2 separate regions of the Mus musculus genome follow, and region 2 is linked to region 1. A link is a loop called in an ENCODE intact Hi-C map of the cell type or tissue named here. Cell type or tissue: left cerebral cortex. All regions are shown on one strand.

What was found. Peaks named below come from ENCODE experiments on the same cell type or tissue, not always from the same donor. Only the 100,000 strongest peaks of a DNase experiment are listed, where the experiment ranks them.
Region 2: it touches region 1 in a loop (4-fold over the local background); 10 of 42 quality-filtered maps call a loop at or near these places.

The regions. Positions count from the first base shown.
Region 1 is chr9:64,252,680-64,255,179 of GRCm38, reverse strand. It overlaps Map2k1 (mitogen-activated protein kinase kinase 1), which reads left to right and starts at 1,575. Exons shown (of 11, transcript NM_008927.4): 1 at 1,575-1,967. The coding sequence starts at 1,888. In left cerebral cortex, CTCF peaks have their summits at 1,364 (motif pointing right) and 2,368; DNase peaks (open chromatin) are centred at 1,447 and 2,388; H3K4me3 peaks cover 1,017 bases; H3K27ac peaks cover 943 bases.
Region 2 is chr9:64,194,080-64,196,579 of GRCm38, reverse strand. The region is part of intron 5 of Map2k1 (mitogen-activated protein kinase kinase 1); the gene reads left to right. Among named protein-coding and RNA genes, the nearest start is that of Snapc5, 16 kb to the right of the region's middle. In left cerebral cortex, no CTCF peak of the experiment used is centred here; DNase peaks (open chromatin) are centred at 812 and 1,391; H3K27ac peaks cover 1,398 bases.

The DNA of each region.
Region 1 (2,500 bases):
ATAAAACAATATTTGTTTATCTTGATGCTGATAGACTAAATGGGAAGTTGGTAGACTAAACCTAGAGTCTTTAAGGGGTGGGCAAGATAGACAGTGTCTCATGTGGCCCAGGTTAGGTCTGAAACTTGCTAGGTAGAGGAGGAACTTGCTAGGTAGCCTTCTGATCCTCCTGCCTCCGTTTGGTCAGTGCATGCCCCTCAATACCTATTTATGTCCTGGTGATTAAAAAAAAAAGATTTATCTGATTTATTATTATCATCATTTTAATTTTTCTTTTTTTTAAGATTATTCATTTATTATATGTAAGTACACTGTAGCTGTCTTCAGATACTCCAGAAGAGGGAGTCAGATCTCGTTACAGATGGTTATGAGCCACCATGTGGTTGCTGGGATTTGAACTCAGGACCTTTGGAAGAGCAGTCGGGTGCTCTTACCCACTGAGCCATCTCATCAGCCATTTTAGTTTTTCACGACAGGGTTTCTCTGTGTAGTCCTGGCTGTCTTGGAACTCACTCTGTAGACCAGGTTAGTCTCCAACTAGGGATTTCCACCTGTTTCTGCCTACCGAGTGCTGGGATTAAAAGTGTGTGCCTGACTTTATTTTTAATGATGTTTGTGTGTGTTTGGGTATGTACACAAGAGTACATGTACCCTCAGAGGCCAGAGGCATGGTATCCACTACAGCTGGAAGTTACAGGTGGTTGTGAGCTGCCCAAACACGAATGCAGGGAACCCAACTAGAGTCCTGTTAAAGCAAGAAACACCCTCAACTTCTGCGCTAGCTGTCCAGGCTACTCCAAACTTGACTTTGCCAAAAGGCTTAGAAAACGAAAAAGAGGATATGAGATTGGATACATTTAGGTCGGCTGACCCCATTAATTAGACTTCAATCTGCTCTCAAAATAGGCTTCACTAATTTACCACCTCTGCAGCACGGAGTTCTCAGCTGTGTACCTCCATTTTAGTAGAATTAAAATAGAAAAATCATGTCAGTTTAGTTTAAGGAGTCTCTTGACAAGTTTTCTTTTATTTTGAGACTGGGTCTCACAATGTATCCCTGGCTGTGTAGACCAAGCTGGCTTCGAATGCGTACACATCAGCCTGCCTCTGCCTCTTGTACTGGAATTAAAAATGTGCACTCCTGGCTTTTGTTCAATTTAGTTTGCTCTTACTCAATTCCGCTTGGCCTCAGGACACGAAAAGGGGTCCTTTTCTTATTTATTTTGTACTTTTGTCTGGGTCAAAATGACCCAGCCCAAGGGAGGAGAAGAGTTGAGATAAATAGGCCAAGCAGCCCCACTCAAAGGCAAGATGACCTGCGTGCAAGAACCTCGTACAGCAGCCACCTGGATACCGCTGGTCAGCAGAGGGCGCCCGGAAAGCCTCCCTTTAACTCCGCCCCAAGCCAATGCGCCGCGCCTCCCGTGACGTATTTCCGCGTCATCTGCCTCTGAGGCTAGTCCCCATTGGCTGTCGGCGAAGCGACGGGGGCGGAGTCAGGCGGGCGTGAGGGAAGCGCTGCAGCCCCCGTGGGGGCGGGGCCTGCTCGTTTCCCCGCCCCTCCCTCACCCTCCAGTCCCTCACTGGGACGTCTGTGCGCGGCGTCTCGGAGCGCCGGAGCAGCGGTGGCCGCACTTTCTCCAAGCTGGGGCTGTAGCTGAGCTGTGGGTAGTGCGCAGGGAGCCGTCCGAGCCCGAGGAACCGGTGTGCTGAGGCGAGAGTTCCCGGCCGGCGAGCGCGCGCAGCTGGTTCTCCGCGTGGGTTGGGCGGAGGGTCCCAGGAGCGCGGCGTTGATCGAGCCGCCCCGACTCTGGGCAGAGCCGAGGGAGGAAGCGAGAAGCGGCCGCGCGCTCCCTGCTGAGTTGCAGGCTCTTTCCCGGCTGCAAGATGCCCAAGAAGAAGCCGACGCCCATCCAGCTGAACCCGGCCCCCGATGGCTCGGCGGTTAACGGGACCAGCTCGGCCGAGTGAGTACCGGGAGTGGCCGGGAGGCCGCCACCGCCAGGCGAGGCTTCGTCACGTACGGCCCGGCTGGCGGGGGGCGAGGAACTCCGGCCGCCGGGCTATCAGTGACTAAGCACTGATTGGGTGCCTGACTCACATCGACCGTGCACCCTACAAGTCCCGATCCCCCTCTTTCCCAACAGTGTCTGTCGTCCCTGGCCACCGACATCAATCTTCGCCCAAGAAAACGAAACCTAATGCGTCCCCCCCTAGCTATTGCCTAAAGGGCATACTCTGGGATTCTGGCCTGTAACAAGACGCAGAGCAAATTCAGGTCGCTTCTCATTAACCTTTGAGACCTCCTCGGGGTCTGAGTGTGGACTTGGGATGGGTGAGCCCCATTTACTTTTGGTGCCTGACACCTGTGGGGCCTTGTGGCCGGTTGATCGCCTGGCCAGCGGGGGCGTGTGTTCACAGATTTCCCCATGGCTTTTCCCTGGTTCACTTTGGGGACTCCCTCATCCGTGGCCTTTTTCTTGAGAAGTACCTTGCTCGA
Region 2 (2,500 bases), 59 kb after region 1:
TTACTTCACACTGCTTGGCTTACCAACACCTGGCCCTGAAAGGTTGGGGGAGAACTGGAGGCTTAGATAAGCTGTTGAGAAGTGCTGGGCCTCTCCTGTGCCCTTTGAGGCTTCTGCTGGGACAGTGGGAAGAAGCTCAGGTAAATCTCCCAAGTCGGGAAGGGGACTCAGGCTCTAGACACCAGAAGTGGACACGGGAGGGCAGGTAGACAGGAAGACATTTCGGATGCAGGGAACAGCAAAAGAGAAGAAGGCAGGACTTAACACACTGGGCAATTAGAGTCAGGCCAACCTGGATTAGCTCAGGGAGAGAGGGAGATAAGAAACATTGGGAAGTTTTCAGAGCCAGCCAAAGGGGCTTTGTTTGGACTGTGTTTCAAGGCAAACGGGAGCCATAGCAGTCTGTATAGGGGCTATTCTGGAGGAGTTCTAGCTGTCATGTGTAGAAGATAGAGGGGGAAAATATGGGGAGAGGAAGAGTGGGGGGCAGCAGGCAGCTTTGGGAAGCTATTCCACAGTGCCCTTTGAGATTAGGAAATGAATTCATTCTAGCCTTGTTGGACACCTCACACTTTCTACTGCCAGAAAGAGTTATCTGGGCTAACTAGGTGGGGGTAGGGTGAGGCGCATTTTCTGCCTGACACTCTGGCAGCATTCTCTACTGCGCTAGGTCTCCTGATCACGAGGAGGGGCTTCATGCAGTATATCTGGCTCTCAAGGCCTGAAGGGTAAAGCCTCTCATTTTCTCCAGCCCCAGTAATCCCTGCAGATGGGTGGGTCTAGGAGGCTGAAGCTGGAGTTCAGAACCACATAAGGGAGAGCAGGGTTATGTAAGCTCAAGTGCAGATGCCTGCTTGCCATGTGAATAGAAATCAGATGCAAAACCCAGCTAGAGGCAGCTCAGCCTCGGAGAGCAGCAGCTGCAGCCTGGAGGGAGAGAAAGCAGCAGTGCCAAAGAATGCGGCCACCATGGAGGGGATGCTCTGGGCTGAGAGGGTCAGGGCAGCTTCCTCTGGGATGGTGTGTGTGTAGTATATATGTAGACAAGGGCTCACTCTGTGATGTGAGCCACCCTGCTCAGAGGAACCAGGACTTTCCAAAAAGTACCTGTAGCATAGGTGGAAGGGCTCCCGCCAGTGCTCCTCTCTTGCTTCAGGTTATACCTGAAATGCCATGGGAAACATTTGCGGTGGGGGAGTGAGGGGCCTTGAGGAGAAGGCTTATGTTAGAAGGCCTTCCATGTGCTGCCTCTACCAGCCCTACAGGCACATCACTCCCTTGGCTCTTCCTAAGTTGCTCCCATATCCCGAACATGTGACCTGAGGTCTGTTCTGCACTCTGTAAGCTGGTTAGAGAAAGAACAGCTGGCCCCTGCCACCTACCTAGTGTTAAAGTAGTGCTCCAATAGAAGACCGTGCAGGTGTGCCCTCACACCTTGCAGAGTAATGGCTGTGAGTGTTACACAGTCTCTCATTGGTTGAATTATCTCCTAAGACCAGTAGTATATACGCTGGATGCTACTGGGAATTTGGCAGCATGCCCCTGCCCTTTCTGTGGTATTGCAGGGGACCTATTTGAGGCAGGTGCTCAGTAACCAGTAGGCGAAAGACTGGTGAGGATGTTAGACAGAGGGCCGTTTTTGCCCTGTGGCCGTGAATAAACCCTTGACCCATACATAGCTCTGTATTGGAAGTGGGGGAGGAACCTGATACATTTAAGATTTCTCCCTGTGCCTGAATGATCACTGAGAGTCTCTGTGGGAGGTAGAGTTGTAGAGAGGTTTCTGGCTCCATAGAGATGCTAGACCGATAGTGAGGGCTGGGTCTTCGAAAGATCACACCGTGGTGCTGAGTGTAGATATGCTCATTCCATGGTTTGTGTTGGCTCAGCGTTTACCAAGGTAAGACAGACTCTGAGAGCTCTTCTTGCCTTGCTAGAGCTGGTGTGAACTGACGCTGAGGATGATACGGGCTAGCCCGCTCAGGGGAAGGGCTACCTGGAATATTATAAGACTGTCTCCCCTCTGCCCCCAGTTTACTCTTGGGAAGATTTTTAGAATCTATTGAAGAAGAAACAAGTAAGCCAGGCAGTGCTAGTGCAGGCCTTTAACCCTAGCACTCAGGAAGTAGAAGCAGGTGAATCTCTGAGTCTGCGCCAGCCTGGTCTGCACATGAGTTCCAGGACAGCTAGGACTATAAAGTCGTTTTGAAACTGTCTCAAAAAACTTTTATAAAGAGTAAATAACTTAGCTGGGTTTGGTGGCATGAACCTGTGATCCCAGTACTGGAAGCTGAGCAAGCAGGACCATGCAGCCTTACATTCCTTTTTAATCTTAGTAGTAGACACACCGTGTCTTGCTAGTACAGGTACCTGAAGTAATAGCCTTTGAGCTCTCCTCCTCCTGTTTGTTTTGGTCTGTTGAGACAGGGTTTCTCTGTGTAACCCTGGGAACTAGCTCTGTGGACCAGGCTAACCTTGAATTCAAAGGTCTGTCTGCTTT